Regions from separate parts of the Mus musculus genome. Here regions 2, 3, 4 and 5 are each linked to region 1. The links are chromatin loops, found by intact Hi-C in ENCODE. Cell type or tissue: left cerebral cortex. All regions are shown on one strand.

Region 1 (5,000 bases):
ATCTCTGTGCCCAGTGCAAGGTGGATGGGGAGGGGAGACTGCCCAAGGACCCTAGAGAACACAGCATTCCATACAGATTGCCTGTCTCCACTCTCTCCAGGCTTGCCTTTGTGTGAACTGTCTGTCTTCCCACTATGATGTCAGCTCTAGGACAGCGGTCATCTTGTCCACTTCTGTGCTCCACAGCCTGGCACGGGGCTGAAGCTCCCCCAACACAGACTGAAGGCACATGCCACAGGTTCCATCTTCAGCGTCACAAATCCCTGTGAAGCCTGGGAGGTGAGCCCAGGGCCAGCACTTTGCAAGGGGGAGACCAACCACATCGTGATAAGGGAGTCTTGCCACTCACTCGCTATCCTCCAGGACAGAGTTGGGGAAGTTGAGACTTGGCTTCCCAGGAGGTCAGAAGGCTAGATCCCAAAGGACCCCCACTTAGTGGCAGAAGGGAGTGTCCTCTTTCCCCCTGCCAGCCATTTTAAGAAGTGAACATTAGAAAGCACTCAGTATGTAATGCTTTGTATATCACACATACGATGCTCTGTATACATTCACCATGCTCCCGGCAGTGACAGAGGGCCCGGAACAGTCACTCAGACCCTCTTTAATGCTGAGAATGTCTCTGGATAGCTCAGCTCCAGGACAGTGCACACCAGCTGCCTCTTCACTTGGAGCACTTTGGAGCAGAGGCATTTGAAGGGAGGAGGGGGTCAGTGACATTCAGCGGGTGCCAATGACCTGCATAGAAACCCGACCTTACAGAAATCTCTGGGGCAGCTCAGAGGTACTGATAAATGCAAGTGGGCCTTTGGAAAGGAATGAGGAGCCTCATAGGATCCTGCTCCTGCCCCTCACAGGCCTTGAGCCAGTGCCTGGTGACACAGAGAAGCAGCTGAAAGCCCTCATCTGCCATGCTTAGATTCTAGACAAGGTGCTGCCTGTCCACTCTTTCCCTGATTGAGGGGGTTGGGCTTCACTGTAGCCCTGGGTGACAGGTGGCAATCTGTAGAGGTCATTAACTCCAGCACACCACGTTTTAATGCAAAAATGAGCCCTTCTAAAGAGGCAGCTGCCGAGCTATATAAAGAAATGGGGATTTTAATGTTTTGCTTTTTTTCTCTCTTCTACTGCGGCATTATCATAACATATCCCCATAATTACACCCATAAAGTCACCTGAAAGTACTTCACGCCACAAAAGTTGCTCTACCTATTTCAGACCCTGGGTGTAGAAGCAGGGACAGAGCTGGGAATTCAGCAGGGAGGAGTCTTGTGTAGTCAAGCTCTTTTACTGGTTCCAACCGCCTGTGGCATCAGTGGGGTCTGGATAGCTCATAACTAACGGGAGCAAGAATCCAGCCCAGTATGGAAGTGTAAAGTAGGCAGTAGACTCTGATAAAAAAATGGCCCCACCGGGAGGTTGGGGGGAAGGGCAGGGGTAGTCTAGACACTCTGTCCAGGAGCAGCCCTAGCTCTGAACGAGAGCAAGGGATAGTCAAGTCCAAGTTGATTCCTGCAGGTTTCTAAACAGAAAACCCTCAAAGGATGCAAAATGCCTGTCTCCATGTGTACCCCGCCCCCTTCCCGGCTCTGAGTCCAGCTAGGGAATACAGCCTATAGTTACTTTATGTGGCTGAAAGAAACAGTGTATTTCCCGCTAGATGTTCATCAAATAAAAACATAGGGCACAGGAGGCAGGAAGTGAAAGGGAGCGCTACTTCCAGAAAGGCATCACTTTGTGAAGCCTGTGGTCTTTTCAATTTTACCTCCTTGAGAACTTCAGAAATCACATTTGATCAGCAGGAGTACAGCACATTGCTGTCCGCACTAAGTATGCCACAAATTGTATTTGTAAAGGAAATGCGTGTTGGGGACCATCAAAGTGCCTACGCTCGGTTAGTATTCTAATGGATTAAAAACAATTCAAAACTTGTTTGTAATTTCTTCTACTCGCAGCTGTGGACATGAGATTTAACTGAACGGCACAATTCAATTCTAACAGGATTTATTTGAGGGGGAAAAAACAACTCTATGTTAAAGAGGCGGGCCCACTGTCTCTCCTCCACTGAACTCCCCGGTGTTCTGAAATGAGGCTGTCCTTGCGGCATTTACATGCCAGGAGCACTTGTCCACCACGCAGCTTTAAAGACGGAACTTGCCATCTATGCTATAAAGCACAGATCCCTTCATTCCTGAATTAAACACCACTTGCAAGAATCAAAGTCAAGGATCGGGGGTCACAAAGCTCATCTTTTTCTCTGAGTTTCCTTGCTGCTATAATCTCCAACACATGCTACAAGCACACAGCACGCCAGCCCCAGGTCCTACCTCATTCAACAAGGGTGTCTGGCCAGCTGACCTCCCTGCTCCACACACTGGAGCAATTCAAATACATCAGCTCCTTCTAAGCCGGGTCTGAGGAGTTTCCTCTGCCCAGAATAAAGCAGGTTCTCTCTTCTCACCTCAAGCATCATCTAACTTTACCCACAGACCTTGGTAAGCAGCTGGGTGCTTGCTTTATAAAGCGGACTTTGCGAGTAACATTTAGCACACATGAAATAGAGCACCCATTTTAAAGGCAGCCTCACAGCCCCCCCCCTCTTTTTTTTTTCCTTTTCCTGGCAATTCTTCCCCAATCCCTGAAAATGACAAGGCTGCGTCACCATAGCAACCAGCCTAATTGGTGGACTGCAGGTCTTTCACTAGCCAGAGGGTGGAGCCCACCTCCTTAATATGACTCTTAAGCACATAGCAAAGAAGGGTGTCCAATGGGCAAGAGCTGTTGAGCCCCCCAGCAGAAACCAGGCCAGGAAATAATCTAGTTTCCTCCACTTAGCGCCAGGAAGTGAGATCCGTGTGTGTTACAGAGAAACATACACACCGTAGGGCAGCATTACTGAGCCCTAAAAGATGGACGCTGGCTTCCTAAGTGTCTCCGCTCAGTAGCAGAAAGACACTTAGGGTAATAAAAGTCCTCGCTGAAACATCTTGCACACAAAGATGCTAACTATCTTTCATCCCAGATGTGTTGGAAGAAAGGCTGGAAATCGCAAGAACTATCTAATTATCATTTTCTATGCATTATCAATTCTAAGGGGGGGGGGAGGAAAAAAAGAAATATCTTTTTCTCTAGGATTCCAATTCCCAGCTATAAATTATGATGATGTTATTTTGTATTTTAGAGAAATGCTTTAATTTCTCCAATTGCATTTCTGGTGTAATGGGGTGTGTCTGAAAACGTTAGCTTATTGTCAATTATTCCATTACGTGGGGATGGAAACAGCTATCAAAATGTGGCTGTTCAGAAGCTTCGTTATTAAGGACTTCTGCTCTTCTGGATAAGTCATTCTTACCGACTGCCCTTATAGCAGAGAACCAACTTGCAGGAAGATAGGGCTGCCCTTTTCTCTGAATATATGACATTACTTCCCTATAGTCAGATCAAGAAGCAAGCCAACAGGACGAAGTGGGGCCGAAGCTAGGAAACAAGGGACAAAGGCTATACTAGCTGGGAGTGCATACAAGGCCCCAGCTTGGTGGCTCCCTGAAGAGGAGAGTGTTGAGGTCAAGGGCTGGGTTGTCACTCAGTCAGTAACAGTGGATGGCTGTCCCTTTTCAACATGCAGAGCTGCCTCTATGAGCCCAGTCTACAGCTCTGGGCTCTCGGGCTGACCCAAGGACAGTGTTACCAGAATCTGCCTAGGAAGAGCAGCCAGCTCCAGGTTTCCGCGCCCCGTGCCCCTCCCCCACTGCTGAATGTGCCACTCCTGGGACAACACCAGGAAGTGCATTTCATCCTGGTATCACCTGTCTATCTCTGGAGTTTACCCATCTTTAACCCGTCCTGTATCATTAAGGAATCTAGGCTCAATGGTACCTGGGAAGAAGCCCCTGAAAGAAGCCGGCAGGCTACAGAAGGCTAAGCAGTGAGTACTCTCCTGTGGCTCAGCCCACCAGCTTCCTTTCCCTATCCTAGGGCAGCCAGGTTAGAATACTGTCAGCAGCCAGTCTCTTGCTTGATGAACCTCAAGGCGCCACAGCAGCACAGGCATATGCAGACTGAGTAGTTCCTCTGGGCTCACTAGCATTTCCCTTAAGATGCCTCGACCATGTTGGGGGTTGAGCTATCCCCATTCAGAGTTGTCCCAGGACTCTGATGACATATTCGGCCTCGACTTGAGTCTCAAGACTGCTGCAATTTCATTTCAGAGCTAGGATTGGGAACTAGGAGGCCCCAGGCTCGAGCGATGGCCGGGGAAAGGAGGGAGGAGTGAGAGGAACCACTTGGTGATGGCCTTTTATTTTAAATTAGTAAAGAATCCATATTTTGTCATCACCTCCCTTGCCTGTGGCATTTTTTTCATGACAGGTGTTCACTGGCACTAGTTTTTCTTCCCGCAGAGACGGGAAGGAAGGCAGAAACTGTAACCAGGCAAGCGCCCATCTCTTATAGAGCCTATGCCCGGGACTCTAACCAGCCTCTACCCACCCCAACAGCTTCCGACAGTCAGCAGACACCAGCCAAGATGATGCCTACCCATACTACACCAGCCCCAAGACTGTACCCAGGACTCAGATTATCGGTACCCAGATAAGACCTACTGATAAGATCACCCATCGTCCGGGTCCCAGCCTAAGCCCAGCTCCAGAACCCCGTGCCAGGCTCCGACCAGCCCGCACCTCCCTCCGCAGCCCTTGCCAGACCCACTGGGTCGTCAGTTCATTCCTCCGAACCACCCTTGCAGCGGTAGCGGGCCCTCCCCTCCAGAGGCATCCGTTCCCTTACTTCTCCTTTTACAGAAAGCATCTGGCGAGCCCGCTTCCTAGCAAGGCAGAGGCTCCACCACGCGTCGGAGGAACCCAAGCCGCGGTCCTGCCCGAGGAGTCCCGCTCGGGCTCGGTTGCTGCGTCCCCATAAGTCCCCGGAGGGAGTGTCGCCGGCGGGAAGCTCCGCTCGGTCGCTAGCCTGGGCCGGAGCGGCGACCGCACGGCGGACACCGGGCA
Region 2 (5,000 bases), 200 kb after region 1:
GCTCACAGAAGCAGGGCACAGGCTAACAGTGTTCCTTCCATCCAGCCTCAGAAGGAAACCAGAGATGCTGAGAGTACAGAAGTTACCCGAGAGCCCAGTAGGGGCTAACCTTCCTTGAGTTCTGCCCTTTTGAATGCTGGCTTTGTAAAGTAGCAGCCTCAGTCTTCAACAAATAACATCCCAGTCCTTGAGTGGCTAACTAGGGTGGCTCATGGTAGTTCATTCATCCCCCAAGGTCATGAACACAGAGAGGCTTGGCTACCATGGGATTTGCCAGCTAAGGTCCACAGTACTATGGATTTGGGCAGCCATATATGAGTCACATGACCACCAAGCAATTAAGCTACTGAGCAGCCAGCCATTACCTCAAGGCCCTGGGTGTGAGGCAGTGTATTCTATGTGCAGCCTGTGGCAAGTACTGACGCATCTTATGCCTACAGTTTGGCCCTTTCCAAAGTGACAGGTGGAATCACAATTTGCAGCCTCTGGAATCCTGCTCCTTCCACTTTCAATAATACAGTGGATACTAGATATTAGATATCACAAACATGAATAGCTCTCTCTTTTCACACCCCGGTAGTATTTCATTGAATGGGCTGCATAGGTTTTTATTTTCTACCCCTTTATAATCTCACAGAGGATTTTTTTTTTTTGGATGCATGACTTGAGAATAATGCTGTCAGTACCTTGAAGGAACCTTGTTGAGGGCAGATTTTCATTTCTCTTGGAAAAAGCTGGGCCAGGTATACTTAGTTTCTAGGAAAATGGCCCGACTATTTTCTAAAGTTGTCTGCTCCACTCATTCTATGTGGTGAAGTTGTTTCCTGCCTTTGTGTACCTTGTGAGAAGTCTAAGGTACATTTCAGGAGGTTTTTTGTTTGTTTGTTTCTGGTGTTTAAAAATGTTGGCTATATTTATTAACTGTGCATGTGACTTCTTTGGTGAGCTGTCTGTTCAAAATTTCACTTAAAAATGATGTGTGTGTGTGTGTGTGTGTGTGTGTGTGTGTGTGTATGTGTGTGTGTATGTATGTGTGTGTGTGTATGTGTGTGTGTGTGTGTATGTGTGTGTGTGTGTGGCACACATGCATGCCATGGGCATTTGTGGAGGTCAGAGGACAACTGTTGGGACTCCTTCCACCATGGATTGTTGTAATAGAACTCAGCAAAAAATTTGCTGCCAACTCAAATTCTCATGGGCAGGTGCCAGATACCTGGTCCTATGGCCCCTGGTATAAATCTTTCTATAGAACATAACTGTCATGGTTGTCACCCTGTCAGAGGAAAGGGCAGACTCTATTTGAGTTAAAATCTGAGTTGTGATCTTCTAGGTTGCTACTTCTTGCCGGAGGATCTCTGCTCCCCTCCTGTGGTGATTTGAATAAAAATGGCCCCTATAGGCTTCTAGGGAGTGGCATCATTTGAAAGTATTAGGACATGTAGCCTTGTTGGAGTAGGTGTGTCCTTGTTGGAGTAGGTGTGTAACTGGGGGTGGGCTTTGAGGGTTCAGAAGCTCAACCCAGTGTCACTCAGGCCCTTCTCCAGCACTACGCCTGCCTGCACATGTCACGCTTCCGGTCATGACGATAATGGACTAAACCTCTGAACCTGTAAGCCAGCCCTAATTAAATGTTTTCCTTTATAAGAGTTGCTGTGGTCATGGTGTCTCATTACAGCAACAGAAACCCTAAGTCTAAGACACCTCTCCTACTGAGATGTGAAACTCCCATCTCCCTTCATGCTGAGCTTGTCCAGGCTTCTGATGTCTTCCTCCCTCTTCTGAGCTTCCTGAGGTGGTCCTGTCTGGGGGTGTTGGCCACTGCTCTTGTTTGGTATTGCCAAAGCTCGGAATGCACCCCCCCACACACACACACCCCACTTTGCTCAGGGCTATGCCTCCAGTGCTGAGGAGATCTACAGAGTGAACTACCAGACTGGCAGCAAGCCCCTCTTGCAGGCTGCCTGTTCCTGTCCTCTTCAGTAAATCAGGCATTGTGGTGGCGACAGCAACACCCTTCCTTGCTGTCATGCCTTTTCTCTGTCCCAGAAACTATGTCTCCGTTGTTCCTTGTGTTCTGGGATGACTGGGCTTTGAGCATTCTTCACTTGCTACTGAAAGGTCCTTTGTTCTGTGTCTTGCAGGATGGAGAAGGTGGGGTTGTGGAGCTCACCCTCACATCATTGCTGTTTACCAGAAGCTCCACTCAGCACTTGCTTCCTCTGGCTTCATAGACATGCACTTTCTGGCAGAGAGGGGTCCTGCCCCATGGTCCTGGCCCTCAGCAAAGCTTGTCCTCTCCACTCCATTGAACAGAGGAGGTATTTTGAGAGCCATCTGTAAAGTAACCATCACCTCTGGACTGACCCTGGCTTCCTGAAGACTTTAGGATTTCAGTGTGACTTTCATTGCAGAATGAAGCTGCCTATTGTATCCCATGAGGCTGGTAGTGTGACCTATGAGCCCCCCACCTACCTGGTACAATGAGTCCCTCCTTCTGGTCATCCCAGCACCAGTAAGTGGCTCCTAGTGCCCTCATGTGGGCGCTCTTGGTAGTTTCTTGGTTTCTGGTCCTTTGGTAAGTCCCCAAGGGCCAGCCCTTGGAGCCTCTGCCTCTATCTCTTACTGAATTTTAGGTAAACTATGCACTGACCAAGGGGTGACCTTCTGGAATCTTCCATGTGGGGTTAAGGTTATATGTCTGGTGAAGTCAAGGTATTTAGTCATCATTCACACATCAAGTCATGGCCAACACAGTGTCCAGACCCCTCCTCTCTAGAAGACAGGTCTCCCATCCTCAGGTATAAGACATCCTCAGGTAAAAAAAAAAAAGGGCTGAGAGACAGGTTGCACAGGAACACTGGAAGAACACTGTGTGGGAGCCTAGAGTCTCCACAGCACAAAGGCTGCCATGAGCTAGCCTGGCCTTCTCCACCGTGTCTCAAAAGCTTCCAGAAGAACTCACAGAAGAATTCCTTAGCTCCTCAGGTCCTAGGGAAGGGGTGCCCACAATTACTCTTTCAACCACTTCCCCTTGGATGTCTCTGTCTTCTACACCTGCCCCTCCTTCCAGGGCATGTTCCCAGTAAAGAACCAGAAGGAAACAACATTTGCATGACTGCCATTTCTATTTCTTTCTTGAGATAGCTCTTGTAGCTGGGGCAGCCTTGAACCCATGATCTTTTGCCTGAAGGCTATACATCCCTTTCTTTGTTATTTTGAGAAATTGTCTAACTCTGTGTCATCCTAGGGTACTGAGGAGAGCAAAGAAATGGTTGTGTCCAGGAACAGCGTGTTGCTCTCCATGGTGCTGGTGAAGGCAGACTGGGCCCTGCTGTGGTAGTTAGAGGGGGCTTTCTGTTGACACTTCTCTGTAGACATAGGTAAAGCCACAATGGACACCTTATCTCCCTCACACTATTTTGATTGACATGTCCTGACACAGCAGTGGGAGTATTTCCAACAACAACAACAACAACAAAAAAGGTGTCTCATGTCTGAGGTAATGATGGGATGCCCTTCCTCTCTTTCAGCAAATATTAACTGAGGGGACAATAACAGTAGCTATGTCACCTACCCCTGCAGGTTAATGGTGGTGATGCTGGTGATGCTGATGATACTGATGATGATGCTGGTCTTGCTGATAACAGTAGTGGTCTTGATTATTGTGGTGGTACGATGCTGACAGTGATGATCCAGGTGGAGGTGAGGATGAAGGTGGAGATGGTGAGGATGATGACAGTAGTGGTGATACTGATGGTGGAGGTGATGATGGTTGAGGATGGTGATGGTGATGGTGATGGTGATGGTGGTGAAGGTGAAGGTGTGGATGGTGAAGACAGGATGATGATGATTATGGTGGTAAGGGTGATACTGGCAATAAAGACAGCAGTCACAACAAATGCACTATATTATCACTTTATAACTGTCCAACAGTTTCTTCCTTAAGATGAGGGAACCACACCACACATGGACAGTGTATATCCAGAGGTCTTGGTTCGACGATGATAAGACTCATGGGAGGAGCTGTCTTCATATAACATGGATAGAGGACCCTACACATTTTCCCTGAAACTGCAGAGTGTGAGGCAGGAAAGTCTGCTGGGATTTCTCCTCATACACATTCTCAGTTTATGGGCCTGCCTCTTGTGAATCATTTATAAACAACCCGCAGGAAGCTTATCGCACACACCTACAGTGTTTTCATCTGCCTGGGCTGCAGATGTCATCTCCCAAGGTGCCACAAACAAACAATTATCAAGGTAGTCCCAGATATTACATTCAAAGTTGTTGTCAAGCTTGGGAGTATCACTTCCCTGTGCTGAGATGGTGGGGTGGGACTGCCTAGGCTGTGAATCATTCCTGAGATGTGATTAAGATCAATGCTGATGGCAGGAAGTATTTGCCATGGAGTCTTTTAGATGAAGGGCCATGTTTGGGGAGGATAGAGTGAAGTGGACATACATAATAGATGCTTCTGGAACTTGGAGCCAGGAGCAGAGTAGGCTAGCGTCAAGGGTATGCTTAGGGCCCTGAGAGCCTCCAGGAGCTGCTGCTGCTGCTGCAGAATGGTCACTCCCTTCTCTGTGGTGTGTCCATCAAAGAGCCTGGACAGTGGATTGAGAAGCTGATGGTATCCTGAGACATGGAGCTCGAGAACAGATTCAAAGACTGGCATGTATCACCAACTCCAGTTACTTCCTTCCAGTTCCTTCCCTGTGAGCAGTATATAATCTTGGCCCCAGTTGCCCACTGGTAAGTGGCAATAACATATATTGACTCCTAGGATATGATAAATATTAAGAGACAAGCTGTCTAAATCATGAGAAATCACAGCTGTTGGGAACTGAGGTCTCCCATCCATTTGCCCATCCCTACCACAATGAACTGTGCTCTGAAGAGCTGTCCTGGCTTCTCTGCCACCCCAGAGTCTGCACATTCTTCAGTCTGAGCTTGTGGGACTTAGCGACACTCCACCAATTTAGGCCTGGAAGAAGAAGGGA
Region 3 (5,000 bases), 1.1 Mb after region 1:
AAGAGAGGGGCATGCCTCACACACTGGGGGTGTGGTGTGTGGTGGGGATCCATTCTGATGGCTGTTTTCATAAGAAGAAGCAATATGGACATAGACACAGAAGAGGTCGTGTGACACTTGGGCAGAGGTGGGAGAGATCCACCAGTCAATGAGGAGCCTGGGGAGGATCTTCCTGCTAAGCCCTTATTTATCTTTATTTATCGTGTGTTGAGGGAGTGCAGAGAATGTATGAGAGTGTATGTGTATTTATGTATGCTGCCCATGTGTGAACCACATGCCTGTGCACAGGCTTCAGGAGAGCATCAGGTGTTCCGCTCATTATTTCTTTGAGGCAGGATCTTTCTATGAACATGGAACTGGCTTTTTTTTTTTTTTTTTTTTTTTTTTTGGCTAGGCCAGCAAGCCTCAGCAATCCTCCTGTCTCCTGACAGCACGGAGGTTAGAGACATTGGTGCAGCCATACGTAGCTTTTGAGTTGGGGCTGAGATCTGAACGTGGGTCCTCAGGCTTGCCCAGCAAGTGCTCTTACCTACTACATTGTTTCCAGAACTCAGTGAGCCTGGAGCAGGAATGGCCCTGCCACACCTTGCAAGCCTCTGGCTTTGCAGCTTTGAGGGAACCAGTGTCTGTATTCATTAGCCCAGTCTATTATAATGGCTATGCAACCCCAGGAGCCCGATTCACTGGCATCCAAATCCCCAGCCCTAATATTGTCCCCTCCCTGGGGTGTGGCTAGGAGGGTACCACATTTCACTAAGACTGTGATTACAGATAGCCCCGGCTCCTAAGAAATGTGGTATATAGATATGGCCCATGCCCTAGACCACAAACAGCCACTTCACCCCTCCTGCCTTCTGAGATGGCATTTCCCTTCCATGCCCATGCTCTGGGATACAGTGACCTCTCTTATAGTACCCCAAGATTTACAAGAGCATGGGTGTGTTGTATGAACATGCTTTGCCAAGCCTAGGCACTTGGTATGCCAGAGAGAAAATGCAGATCTCTGTGTGAGGACTACATGCCAGGAGGTACTGTGTCAAGCAGCCTGGTAAAAATGGGATGCAAGAAGGCAGCTGACGACCAATACCACAGACTCAAGACATGTGTGGCTCCAATGGCCCTCTCCATGCCACTTTAAAAGGGAGCTGACTCTGCTGAGGTGGTGCCATGGCCACATAATATAAAGGGGACTCTGCATGGGGCCAGGCTATTGTGTCAACACACTGAACGAGTTAGGGTCTCAGCCTGTCTATCACCTGTCTCTAAGAAGCACCCAACAGAGTTAGAGTCAGTGGAAGCAAGGCAGAAACACTGAAGAGTGGCTGGAGTCACTGAGCCAAGGACAAAGCTGGCTGGAGGTCACTGGCAGGATGAGGGGTAGGGGCTTTGACTCTGAGCTGGCTGGCACCCTTCTCCCAAGAGGGAGGCCTCCCTGATCACAAAGTCCTTCTCAGCTGAATGCTCAAAGGTTAGAGTGGAGCTGATTAAATTGCATTTGCATATGTATTCCCATTTTCAATATTCAAGGCATAAAAAAACTTGCAATACTTTTTTAATAACTTGAACTTAATTCATATTTAGATCTGCCTTTGTGTGCAGCTGCTGGCTTTGTTGGTGGTGATAGAGCAGACAGGGCCGTGGCAGGTGAGTGCTGGCTTATTGTGCAGACCTCTCCAGGCCTGCTGGGGGCTGGGCTGTTGGCCCGACTGATGGGCTGTGCTCCTGGAGGACGGAGTAGTCCAGAATATGGTATGCTCGCAGCCTGATGTGAGGGGAATGATACAATCCTGTTCACTGGGGGTCCCCACAGGCTGCTTTTGCCTGGCAAAATATTGGGATGCTCAAATTGGTTTATGACCTTACACCAGACACAGACTTAAGGGAGGAACTCAGGTTGGCTTAGCTCAGACTGACAGCTCAAGGAAGACCCATGCTACCTCATCAGCTCCAACTTCCCCAGTGATGTGAAGGGATAGCCCAGGTGGTCAGATCCTGCACCCTCAGTCAGAAGACTGAAGTCAGGGTGGGGCAGCTCTTCTACCCACATGTACCAGCCATGTTTCCACACAGAGTGCCAGGGACCAGAGCACCTGAAGCAGGTGATCAGAACCCCAGAGTGAATGGAGACCATGTACCTACAGGATTCAGCTCCAGACACCACAGATGAACACTGGCTACCAGCCTAGAAAGTCCCAGGGACATCCTTGAAGTCCCCGGGAGGTTCTGCAGAAGGAACAGACCTCGCTAGGACCACTCCACCACTGGACCACTGGAAGGCAGCACTCGCTAGGCACACTCAACCAAGCGGTCCTCAGACCTCTGCAAAGGCCTCTTATAAGGCCTATCTCCAGAAAAGCAGGGGGGCAAATGGCTTGAGAGCAACATCTGGATCTTAGATGACTTAGCTGGTGTTCCACATTTCAGATCTTACAGGGGCTAAAGGGGTATGACAGTTTGAATAAAAATGGCCCCCATTTTATTGCTCATATATTTGAATGCTAAGTCATTCAGGGAACAGCACTACTTGAGAGGGAATAGAACCTTCCTTAGTGGAAGAAGTGTGTCACTGGGGGTGGGCTTCAAGGTTTCAAAAGCCCAAGCCAGGTCCAGGGTCTCTCTCTTCCTGCTGCCTGTGAATCCAGATGGAGAGCTAACTCTCTGCTACCAACCTGGTGGTAATGGACTGAAACTCTGAAACTGTAGGCCAGCCCCAATTACATGCTATCTTTTATAAGAGTTGCCATGGTCATGGTGTCTCTTCATACTAACGGAACACTAAGGCAAGAGGAGATTAAGAAAAGTTGCGTAGCTCAGGCTGGAGTCCCCAGTAACTCTACAGTCTGCTCTCTTAGAATATCAAGAGCCAGCTGTCTACTGAGAATCTGACATCTCACTCCTGCCAAAGGGTGACAGCTACCACCCTCTGCTGGAAAACTTGTGTGAAGCAACAGCATGGGGCCTGTCACGCACCAATGGCAATGGGTAGGGGCAAGCACAGTGCAGAGGCCATCCATCCTCCAGAGGTCTGCTGCTTGTGTTCCCTGAGGAGCCACGGACAGCAGGCCACATGCCCCCTGCACTGAGTTGATACAGCTGTGGACAGAGGCCTCCCAGCAGAGAGTGGAGAGAATGGCTGTCACCTCATTGTGCCTACGGAAGCTGCCATAGGAAACCTCCCCCTCACCATGCTTTTGCAGAACCTGACCCAGCCCCATCAGGAGCTGGAGTTTGTATCCCCTTGGACACAGACTTCCTCAAGGTGCACTAGAAATCGAGATGAGGCCATTAAGACAGGCAGTTGGGTGGACTTTCTCAGAATTCAGCTACCATGCCGTGAGGACACTTGAACAACCCAGTAGAGAGAAACAAGCTCCAGCCTTGGCCCTCCAGGGCCCATGCTGAGTCAGTTCAGCACACAGAGTCTACTAGCCGGGTAAGCCACATTCAGGGAGGACTCTCACCATCATGCTGGTCACCCTGCCATGCTGTCCCTGCTGAGCCAGAACAAATGGAACAAATGTGACCGAATAACAGCTGTGGTCTGAAGCCACTTAGCAGAAGTGTGGGATGATCTGTTTCACAGAACAGAGCTTCCTTCGGGTGGGACATCAGGACAGCCTGACCCTGGTTCTCTGTGAGCCAGGCGGGGCTGCGAGGCCTTTCTGAGCAGAGGTGAGGCCTGGCTCTGCGAACCTGCAACAGCCTCCAAATACCATGTACCAATGTGGTCTCAGTGCTAACCAGACTTTAAAGACAGACAGACAGACAGACAGACAGACACACACACACACACACACACACACACACACACTTTCTCCCTTCTCCCTCCCCCTTCCTCCATAATGACCTAATGCAGAATGTTAAAATTGCCAAAGATCCAAGTCTTCACAGCTAAAATCCCCAAGGTCTAAATGCCTGAAAATCACAGCCCAGTGGTGAAATCCTGAAAGTTGCAATCCCCTGGGGAGGGCCTGTGGGATGCTGTATACAGGTAAGAGAGGAGGGAGGCATCTGGACTCCGGAGAAGGGAATGGTCATGAATGTAGACACAACATGCACTTCAGCCTGGAAATGTGTCACGGGTCTACACTGTTATCCTAGCCATCAGGACGCTGAAACCCCAGGAATGGAAATGAATCCAAGAGCTTGCTTCTGCCTCAACAAGACTAGGAAGTTGCTGGATGGCTGAACCGTACTCACCTTCCCAACTGGATGAGAAGACAGTGCTGTTGTGCCATTGGCCACCACTACTGACCCTGCCACACTTGTGCTACATGCATGCACGCTAAGCAGACATCTATGGGCGTAAGAAAGCAGAGACATGACACATAGAAGGTGAGAAACTCAATCAGTTGTGTCCACACGAATGTAGATTGAGTCCCACATGAAGCTCAAAACAGCATCTCATACAAAAATGAATCTAAGTGCACTTTCATAGGAGATGTGTTTCTGAAAGAGAAAAAGCAGCTATTCATTTTCTCCATGTAGCTCTGGCTGTCCTGGAACTCACTTTGTATACCAGGCTGGCCTCGAACTCAGAAATCCATCTGCCTCTGTCTCCCGAGTGCTGAGATTAAAGGCGTGAGCCACCACACCCGGCTTTAAAAGCAGCTATTCATGGAGATACAAGACTGAATGCCAGTCAGGCTTACAGGCTGCTTCCATGCAACTGGCCATAGCCTATGCTCTTTCCCGTGCTCCACAACTGTTTGCTCCCCAGTAAGCTGTTGGAGTTACTCCTGCAGTTCACTGTGCTAGTTGGTTTGTGTCTGTATCATTTCAAAGCTGAAATTAACGCCATGCCTTCCTGGCTGCCACAGGTGAGCACCCTTTTCCCTGCACTCTTCCTGTGATGTGCTGCCCTGCCACAGGCCCAAATGCAATGGACTGTGAGACTTAATGGCCCAGGGTCATGAAGGAAGGGTAAAGACAGCTTCAACCCCAGAAACCTCAAAGACAGGAGTTGGCTATCTCCCCTCCCCCACCCTCACCCCAAGCCT
Region 4 (5,000 bases), 1.3 Mb after region 1:
ACATTAACAAGAGGAGAAAGTTTAAATCACAGCACTTCCCCCCACAGCCTCTGGGGGAAAGCAGAGCAGGAGTGTGCACAGATAAGAAATAGGGGCGGCTGCCACCGGGCTCCTCACTAACCACTCCCTGGGGTGGCCTCATCGCACCTTCATGAGCTTGCAGGCAGGTACCATCACCCATCCTACAGGGGATGAAACGGAAGCTCTAAGGAGGTAGCAGGACAATGCCTAGGCAACCCTGTTGGTATTAGGCATGGTACAGCAGGACCTGTGCCCACCCCACCCTGCCTCCCAAGACGATAAGAGCCAGGGCCTGAAGTGACGATTTCATACTTTTCTATAATCCATTTATCCCAACTTCTAGAAACTAAAACAAATACATGAGTAATATCATGTGTTAAAAAAAGATCTTATTTGTTATAGATAGAAGTGTGTCCTTCAAAATGCACAGTGAGGCCCAACTCCCACTGTGACTGCAGTCCTTCCACACAAGGTCCACACAGGGGAAGCTGGGGCCAGACAAGGTCATGAGGGTGGACCTCTCTAGTGGGGCAGTGCTGGCACCTCAAGTGTAACTCTCTTACACCAGCTATTACTAACTGGATGTTCTCTCTCTCTCTCTCTCTCCTCTCTCCACTCTCCTCTCTCTCTCTCTCTCTCTCTCTCTCTCTCTCTCTCTCTCTCTCTCTCTCTCCCTTCTCTGAGTCTCCTTTCCCTCTTCCATCTCTCTTCTCTCTCCCCCTTCTGCCTCTCTATCATTTTACAACCCTTCCTTCCTCTTATCTCTCCTCTCCTTCCCACTACTTCCCTATTTCTTGCTCTCTCTAATTCTAGCTCTTCCCACTCTCCCTCTCTCTCCTTCTCTAACTCTAGCTTTCTCCCTCCAACCTCCCTGTCTCTATCACTAACTCTAACTCGCTCACTTCTCTCCCTCCTCTTCCCTTTCCCTCCTCCTTTCCCCTCCTCTGGCCCCCTCTTCCTTCCCTCTCTCCTTGTCTCCCTCCTCCCTCTCTCTTTCTCTAACTCTAGCACTGTCCTGTCTCCATCCTTGCTCCTTCTCTGTGTCTTGCTCTATTTCTCTTTCCGTACATATACAAAAGCAAAGCCATATGGGGACAAAGTTTAAGTGACATCTTCAACAAAGAGGACAGGCCTCACCAGAAGAACCCTCAGCCCACCCCTGATCTTGGAAAGCAATGTGGGTCCTATGAGGTGCCCAGTGCAGTGTCCTGTGACAGCAGCCTGGCATTCACCACCTGTCTTGAATTCCTCATCTGGAGAAAGTGTTATTCTGCTGTCAACATTGGGCACTGTGAATGTCTCCCTTTGAGACCATTTCAACACAGTCTAAGGCTTCATCAGAAAGCCTGTCCTGGACATGACACCCACACAATGGAATCAGCAGACACTCCTGACCTTCCCATATACAACAAAGGCATACAGATACGTGCAGACATCTGTCACCATCAGCACTGTCCCCATCAGCACTGTCACCATCAGCACTGTCCCCATCAGCACTGTCCCCATCAGCACTGTCACCATCAGCACTGTCACCATCAGCACTGTCACCATCAGCACTGTCACCATCAGCACTGTCCCCATCAGCACTGTCACCACCAGCACTGTCACCACCAGCACTGTCACCATCAGCACTGTCAGCTGCAGCAGCAGCACTGCCATCATCTTCTTCTCTGTCATTACCATCGACCTTGATTACCACATCCTCACCAGTACCATCCACATCACCAACATCACTCCAGATAGCTGGACAGTCCATGACTCCACTCAAAAGTCTGCTTTCCATTACTAGGCAAGGGCAGAGGACAGCAGACTAGAGACCAGCAGCACTCTGGTGTCCCTAGGAATCTGGAAGAAAATGATGGATCTGAGCCGTCAACGTCTGGTAAGGAGGAGCAACACCGCACAGAGTGGACTGTGGAGATTAGGTAAGCACGGAGATACTGAGTTTCTAGTTTACACAAACAGACGATGATCTAGAATGGTGGACTGAAGCACGAAGAGGAGAGCTCCCTTCCCCTGCCCAGGGCCAGTAGATAAAAGGAACAAAAACCCCATAAGCAAAATCACTGAAAACAAAGTTTTCATGGAGAGACCAATAAGCCAAAGAAGCAGAAGCAGCATTGTAAGCTCCATCATCACTGGAGCAAGGAGGTAGCAGATCCCGAGGGAATCTGAAAACTAATCACCCGGCACCACTGGGAGATGCACCCCAGAACAGTCATATGGCACCTCACAGAAGGAGCTGGCCTGTCCTGAAACTCAGCGAGGATCCCTTCCACCCACTTAGAAAGTGAGACCCAGAGAACCACAGAGCCGTGGAGCACCCTGCAGTCATGCTCAAGCTGAGACAGCGCTGGTAACAAGAACATACCCGGCACAAGGGTAAGTACAAGTGTAGGCTAAGCCACAGCAGAGCCTCGAAGCAAACCGAAAGAAGCAGAAGCTGGGACGAATACTCAGAAGTGACTCCCAGGCTAAGGGCTGGACCACTCCTAAGGGAAGGCTGACCCCTGCTGTCTGAGGCAGAAACCAACAACATAAGCAACCTCATTTTCTTCACTGAGGCACTACATGCCCACCAGTCCCGTAACAGCCCTGGTCAGCATGCGGAGGGGAGTGGCACCTCAGGAGTATAAGCTAGTTCCACCTAGACACCGCAAACCCAACCAAAAGCATGCAGGTGATTAAAGAAAATTCTGGGACTGGGCCCACAGCTCAGCATGAAGGCCCTAGGTTGTTCTCCAACACCACAAAGAAATTAAATAAAAACCAAATACAGGGCTGGTGAGATGGCTCAGCAGTTAAGAGCACCGACTGCTCTTCCAAAGGTCCAAAGTTCAAATCCCAGCAACCACATGGTGGCTCACAACCATCTGTAACAAAAAAAAAATCTGATGCCCTCTTCTGGAGTGTCTGAAGACAGCTACAGTGTACACATATAATAAATAAATAAATCTTAAAAAAAAAAAAAAAACAAATACATAACCAACAACCAAACCCCAGATGGACAAGTCCCAATGCAGAAACATGAAGTCAGAGTGATGTGACTCCTTCAACGGAACAACAACAGACCTCAGTGAGAATGAATCAGATGGATGCCAGAGAATTCAAAGGAACGGTTTTAAGAATGTTGGCAAAATCAAAGAGGACATGAACTCCTGAATGAATTCAAAGACAATACAAAGAGCTGAACAAAATAAAGATGTCAATACAGCAAATGAAGGATGAATTCAATAAATATAAATACTGAAAAAAATCAAATTGAAGTAAGTCAAAAATAACTCAGTGGAGACCTCACCAATAAAACAGATCAAGTAGAAGACAGACTATTATCAGAGTGTGGACACGCTGGATCAAGAAAACTGAAAGGCTTTCTTGCAGTCCATCTGATCACAATGGACTACAGAGCAGAAACCAACAGCAAGAGAGACTGCAAACAAACACGGCATCCATGGAGACTGACACACACCTAACAATCATCAGATTAAAGAGAGAAAAGTTAAATTGCTAAAATGTAAAGCTATAAAACCTCATAGGTTATTGCCTATGGGCGCAGTGAAAGTAGTTCAAAGGGGGAGTTTACAGCTGATTTAAAAGAAAATTGCAAGTACCTCAAATAAATAATTTAATGATACATGTTAAAAACTTAGAAAAACAAAGTACTGGAGCGATGGCTCAGCAGTTAAGAGTACCAACGGCTCTCCCAGAGCACCCAGGTTGGATTCCCAGCACCCACATGGCAGCTCACAAGTGTCTGTAACTCAAAGATGTCTGATGTCCTCTTCTGGCCTCCGTGGGCACCAGGCATGAACATGGCATGCAGACAGGTATCCAGGTAAGAGTCTCATAGTCATAAAATGAAATAGAAATAATTTAAAGAACTTAGGAAAGCAAGAACAAGCCAATCCAAACACAGTAGACAGAAAGAAACAATAAAGATGAGGGCCAGAAGCAATGAAACAAGCAAATATCCTAGCAGTGACAGAGCTGGCTTTTTGAAAAGGTAAACAAGATTGACGATCCATTAGATAAACTAATCAAGAGAGTATAAAGGCACAGATTAGTAAAACTAGAGATGACAAAGTAGATGTTCAACTAGACAAGCATGAACTTCACTAGGTCACCAGGGCATGCTTGGAAAACCTCTAGTCCAATAATTTGGAAATTGTTGATATAGACACATGACCGACCAAAACCCCAGATATAAACAGCTTATATGACTGTACAATAATCAGTGAGACCAAAGCAAGAGTAAAGTCTCCCAACTAAAAATAAAGCCCGGATTCAGGGGGACTCACACTGAACTCCACCAGCCCTTTTACACAGAGCTCACACACGTGCTTCTCAGGCTACTCAATAGAGCAGAAAGAAAGGAATGTGCCAAACTCCTCTATGACGCCAGGGTCACCCTGATCACAAAACCAGAAACACATACACAAACAGAAAATCTACAGACTATTTTCATGAATGAACATGGAATCAGAATTTCTACTTGTTTAGCAAACACATACACATATTAAAACATTTTTTTTAAAAAAGATTTTTGAAAATACAAAATAAAAATACTAAACTGGAAGTTTTTTAAATAAATGGATGACTTTCTAAAGGCATGTTACCTACCAAAATTAACTGAGATAAGATGAAGAACATTGATGAGGAAAAAAAAAAAAGAATATTGATGAGGATAAAATACTGGCAAATATAATTCACCGTGATCAAGCTGACCTCATTGCAGGGATGTAAAGAGAGGTCAACATAAGCAAATCAATACATGTAAAACACTGCATACATGGACCCGAGGACAGAAATCACATAACCATCCAACGCATTCAGAAAAGGCCTCAACACAACTCACCATCCCTCCATGATACAAGCCCAGAGAAAGCAGAAATAGAAGGCTCAAGCCTCAGCAAATAAAAGCTATGCGCAGCAACCCTATCACCAACCAGCAGCCAAACTCAAAAGCAGCAGCTGCAAGG
Region 5 (5,000 bases), 700 kb before region 1:
AGACCTCATCTCCAGCTCTATCATCTCCTTCCTGGTTGGAGCACCATCTGTTGTGTTTGAACTGGATATAGGATACAGTCCTTCTCTAGAAAAAGCCCTAATCCCATCCCTGTTCAGGCCCAGCCCTCTGGTGCAGTCTACTGCATGTCTGATAGATGCTTTCACACTCTTTCCTCTTCCCCTAGTCTGGGATCGCAGGACCGAGCTTTGAAATGTATACACTGTCTACTAATCTACAATGTCCAGGCATGTCCACTGAGCCTGGTAACTAGGAGTCTCACTGCATCGTGTCTCTTGTATAACGTCTGTAACCATTTTGTATGAAACACCCTCTTCCATAGTCAGGAATGTGGGGTACGGGGCAGCCCCAAATGAGTCCTTGGGTCCTGGAAGGATGAGGCTTTCCTGGGAAGGGCATGACAGTGGTTATTCGGCGTCTCTGTGGTTTCCCCAAAGAGGGCTCTGAACAGCATCCAGTGGCCCCAGCCTCTCCTCTACGTCTGCCAAAGTGCGTTTTACTACTGACCCAGAGCATGGTCCCAAGTCCCTGAACAAAAATCTTCAGTCTTGCCAAGTCGCTCTTTTATTGTTGCTATTAAACATTTATTAAATACTCTGTGCAGAGCCAAAGCCGGGTGATCTGGGCTGTGGCGAGTGAGAGCCAGACTGGTGGTGACCATACCATGAGTCCCTTGTGCACAGGTTGAGAAGTCATGGTGGATTGTACATCCAGAGGTGACAAGGAGGGGTAGGCAGCAGAGTCCCTGGGGCCAGCTGTTGGAGCTATGGCAAGCAGCTGGATGGAGTGAATATATCTCCTGGAGGGGCACAGGAGCACCCTGATGGGGAGAAATCAGCATGGCTGCTGTCAGGAAGATTTTCACCACGGCCATTTTATTTTGGCATCCTTGTGGATTAAAAGACAGTGCACACACTTTGGACTGAGCCTCTAATGATCCACCCTCAATGTCTCCATGTTGTCACCTCATTGGAGAGCCATGGGCAAACGTAGAAAAAGACAACCACACCTCACCATCAATGACTCTGGGGCTTAGTAGGACTTCACATCGGCTTCTCATAGTGCGGTGCTTAGTAAGACTTGGCAGCAGCTTTTCTTAGTGTGATGCTTAGTAGGACTTCACAGCTGCTTCTCCGAGGGTGTCAGAGGGAAGTTTCTCTGACTCTTTTGCCTGCTTTTTGGATCATTTTATTCCTACTGGGTTGCCTTGTCCAGCCCTGATGTGAGGGGAGCTGCCTACTCTTATTGTAACTTGTTGCGCCACGTTTGGTTGATATCCCTGTGAGGTCTGCTCTTTTTAGGAAGGGAAACAGAGGCGGAGTGGATCTGGGAGAATGGGGAGGGACTAGGAGGAGAGGATGGAGGGGAAGCTGTGGGGTTGAGATATAATATATGAGAGAAGGATAAATAAATAGTTATTTTTTAAAAAGAAAAAAACCCAAACTGACCCTCTCTGGCAATGATGTAGGCTCTACAGGGCCTGAGAAGTCCTTCCTTATCTACGGGAGGGAGACACTATGATCTGGCACTTCTCCCACACTAGACTCCTAAAGTGGACCAGTTAGCTTACCTCCCAGATCTCATGCCACTTTCCCAGTTATCCCAAATGCAGCTGCTTCCACCAGGGCGCCTCCCACATCCTCCTGGCTTCCATCCTCTTCCCTTCTTTCTGCTGCTTCTTCCTTCTTGTCTTTCCCCTCTGCACTGGCTGATTTTGTGTGTCAGCTTGATGCAGGCTACGGTCACCAGAGAGGAAGGAGCCTCAGTTGAGGAAGTGCCTCCATGAGATCCAGTTGTAAAGCATTTTCTCAATTAGTGATCAATGGAGGAGGGCCCAGCCCATTATGGGTGGGATCATAACTGGGCTGATGGTCCTGGGTTCTATAAGAGAGCAGGCCGAGCAAGCCATGAGTTAGCAGTGCTCTTCCATGGCCTCTACACCAGCTCCTGCCTCCAGGTTCCAGCCTTGCTTGCGTTCCTGTCCTGACTTCCTCCAACGATGGACTGTGATCTCGAAGTGTAAACCAAATAAACACCTTTCCTCCCCAACTTGCTTTTTGGTCATGGTGTTTCGTGGCAGCCATAGAAATCCTAATGAAGACGTTCTCCTCCTACTTAAGCTTGTGACTTTTCCCTAAAATTTATCCCCAGTCTTCACTGGGCTGGTCTGTGGGAGAAACTGACCATGGTCTGTAGTCATCCTACAGTGAACCTCCTTGTCAAAGATAACAACTTCAATACCAAGGGCCATTCTGTTGGGTTCACTTGAACCCAGGCCTGCTTCCCAGGACTGTCTGTGGTGGCTTATCCTCTGAAGCCAAACTCCACTCCCAAGGCATAGCAAAACCCTAAGCCACCATCCAATTTGCCACGGTCACATGGTAAAGAGGCAGCCACTCTCAGAGCTTATTATATGTCTCCATCCTGTCAGACCGATTCTCTTTCTCAGCCCTCGCTGCCCCCTACCTTCTCCACAATTCTTTCCTGACTTCCATGCCTAGAGGCCCATGACTCACCCACCATAGATTACGGTGGCCCCCACAGCCTGGTCTGCGCTTGGCCAGTGCCTTCAGCAGCTTGCATTCACAGTAGATTGTGCCCATCCCAAGTCTCCTGCTCTAGGTTGGGAACTCCCAGATTGAACTCGGATAAAACCCAAAAGGCGTAGCTGGGTCAGCGGAGAATGTTTGCTTCTCACAGCATGGTTGGCAACAAACCTACTGGACCTGTGTGAAAAACAATCCACCTCATGGTTGTTCAGGTCTGTCCAGGGCAAAGTTTTCCACAGCTCTACCCAGGGCTGGCAGGTCACAGAAGCAGAGGTGAGAGTGGACACCAGGGGGCGCTGTTGGACAGTTCTCGCAGAGCCTGGCAATTTAAGCTACCGTAGCAGCAGCAGGCTGGAATCAAGAGCTGGCAGCTCCCCGATGCTGTCAGATTTCGTTTTCTGGAAGTCGCTGGAAGTCCTGGGCTTGGGGGTAGTAAAAAGACATGCCAATGGTTGTGAGGGCCTTTTGCAAGCGTGGCTGGGTTCCTCTGGGCTGCACACTCTCCCCTCACGGGGAGCTGGCTGGTTGGAACCCTGGGTAGCACTTGAAGACCTTGGCCTGCCTCCTACACACGCTCTGCTTGGAGGAGCAAGGAGAATTGAGGAAGACAGGCAGGTCACACAGCAAGACCAGGCTGAGGACTCTGGTCTCTGAGCAGCCACAGGCAAAAAGCGGGTTTGGAATTGCTGGTATACAACAGGTGGATCTTGTAGCGGAGGGACAGGAGGAAGCTGACCCTGGGCTCTCCGGGCTGGCCTCCTCCTGGGAGACAGACCATGGATCCACATGTACAGTGAGGCTGGGTTATAGGGTCCCCCGGTCTTGCCTGTGCTGCCTCCTGTAGCCTTCAATCTGGGGAGCCACACTGTTGGTAGGCCTGCTATGGCTATGGCTGCGGCTGCGGCTGCTGAGTATGGTCTTGAGGTGGCTCTCAGGGGTGAGCAAGGCGCTGGCTCAGAGGTCTGCTGTGCATCCCAGCTTCCAGGAGTCTTCAGGAAGGGAAGTGTTTGTGCCTCACAGTTTACAGAGGGTGGGCGTGGGCGTGGGCGTGGGTGGTGACCATGTTTCCATCTTCGTTCATGCTGTAAAGTCTCTATGACGTGAGGGAGGCCACAGGGAAGGTTTTCACAAGGATTAAGAGCATCCAAGCACTAGGACCTGAGAGGATCATGAGGGCCCATGAAGGCCTATTGTATCCCAGCAGTGGGTGGTACTCAAACTCTAGGCCTCAGTTTCCCTCAAGCCACTTGCTTGTCATTTGGACACCTCTCCTTTAGTGCTCTCTCTCTCTCACACCTTCTGCCAACTCCCCTGGGAAAGCCACACCCTTAGGCCCATCCTGGAAGGCATCACCATCTTCCTCACTTTGGGTTCTTGCCTCTCCCTTACCTCTGGGAGTGGGCTAACTAGAAAGATTCTGCCCATCCTGGGGCACACCTGCAACCAGGGTAGCCTCTCCTAGCTGCTCCTGTAGGGGCCATGAGCATCTGTGTATCCCTTCACCTGGCCTTGCTCTCTTCAGCCTACCTCAGCATCAGCTGCTGAGACCATCCAGCCACTGCCCCACCCACCTGACAAGAGGGACCTGGCTTATACCCCAGTCACTTTCTATCTCCCATCTTGCACACAACACTCTTCGAAGTTTGGTTTCTATTTCTAAAGTCTCCTCCCTTGGCACAGGTCTTATAGCTGTGGTCACCTGTTTCCTCCTGAGGTGTTCATTACTTTAAGAATTCCACCCCAAATCTATCTCTCTACCTTCCTCTGTCAGGTTAATTTGGCAGTTTAGATAGGAGTGTACTTATGAATGGGTATGTCTAAATAGACAGGTATATGTGTTGGTATGTATGGATAAATACAGAGGTATGTTTGTATATGTGTTGGGGCACATGTGAATGCATGCCTGTGTGTGTATACACATAGATGCATGCTGTGAGGAATACACAGGAATGCATGTTTACATGTATACAGACACGGGTACATGCATGTATACACATGTGGGTACATGCTTCTGTGCACTCCCACATGTGGGTACGTACTTGTGTATGCACAAATACGGTGCATGTTTCTCTTTTTAATATCACATGTGGGTGTGCAGTTATGCATGTGGACACATGCGAGTGTATGATTATGTGTACAGACTCGCAGGTGACTACCTGTGTGTGTTCCCACAGGTGGTACATGGTTGGCTCTGTGCCCACATGTGAGTACATGTGTGGGTTCATATACACTCTCTTTGGCGGCAGACATCCCCACTGAAACCCCGTAACAACCTCTTCTTGCCAAAACCATGTCTCCTCCTTCCCTTCTCCCTCCTCCTTGCTTCCTAGGACCGAGCTCAGGTCACAGTGGAAGGCTAAACCACTGGTTTCTTTCTGTTCCCACTCGCCTCTCTTGCCTTGCTGGTGGGGCACTGTTCCTGACATGTAATT

The links. Hi-C counts contacts between places; a loop is a spot of excess contacts. Peaks named below come from ENCODE experiments on the same cell type or tissue, not always from the same donor. Only the 100,000 strongest peaks of a DNase experiment are listed, where the experiment ranks them.
Region 2: a loop joins it to region 1, with 4 times the contacts of the local background. A loop is called at or near these places in 5 of 42 quality-filtered maps.
Region 3: it touches region 1 in a loop (2.4-fold over the local background); 5 of 42 quality-filtered maps call a loop at or near these places.
Region 4: it touches region 1 in a loop (4-fold over the local background); 10 of 42 quality-filtered maps call a loop at or near these places.
Region 5: a loop joins it to region 1, with 5 times the contacts of the local background. A loop is called at or near these places in 2 of 42 quality-filtered maps.

The regions. Positions count from the first base shown.
Region 1 is chr15:87,544,884-87,549,883 of GRCm38, reverse strand. All of the region lies in intron 1 of Tafa5 (TAFA chemokine like family member 5), which reads right to left. Among named protein-coding and RNA genes, the nearest start is that of Tafa5, 3.1 kb to the right of the region's middle. In left cerebral cortex, a CTCF peak has its summit at 2,710 (motif pointing right); DNase peaks (open chromatin) are centred at 3,515, 3,687, 4,555, 4,800 and 2 more places; H3K4me3 peaks cover 2,538 bases; H3K27ac peaks cover 1,367 bases.
Region 2 is chr15:87,340,388-87,345,387 of GRCm38, reverse strand. No RefSeq gene overlaps it. Among named protein-coding and RNA genes, the nearest start is that of Gm35422, 130 kb to the left of the region's middle. In left cerebral cortex, CTCF peaks have their summits at 1,365 and 2,537 (motif pointing left); DNase peaks (open chromatin) are centred at 1,375, 2,181 and 2,506.
Region 3 is chr15:86,407,511-86,412,510 of GRCm38, reverse strand. All of the region lies in intron 11 of Tbc1d22a (TBC1 domain family, member 22a), which reads right to left. Among named protein-coding and RNA genes, the nearest start is that of Gm34965, 190 kb to the left of the region's middle. In left cerebral cortex, a CTCF peak has its summit at 2,925 (motif pointing left); a DNase peak (open chromatin) is centred at 2,924.
Region 4 is chr15:86,247,974-86,252,973 of GRCm38, reverse strand. The region is part of intron 4 of Tbc1d22a (TBC1 domain family, member 22a); the gene reads right to left. Among named protein-coding and RNA genes, the nearest start is that of Tbc1d22a, 36 kb to the right of the region's middle. In left cerebral cortex, CTCF peaks have their summits at 54 and 2,529 (motif pointing left); DNase peaks (open chromatin) are centred at 17 and 2,497.
Region 5 is chr15:88,246,282-88,251,281 of GRCm38, reverse strand. The region is part of intron 5 of 4930445N06Rik (a long non-coding RNA gene); the gene reads left to right. Among named protein-coding and RNA genes, the nearest start is that of Gm41376, 31 kb to the right of the region's middle. In left cerebral cortex, a CTCF peak has its summit at 2,853 (motif pointing right); DNase peaks (open chromatin) are centred at 2,877, 3,595 and 4,800.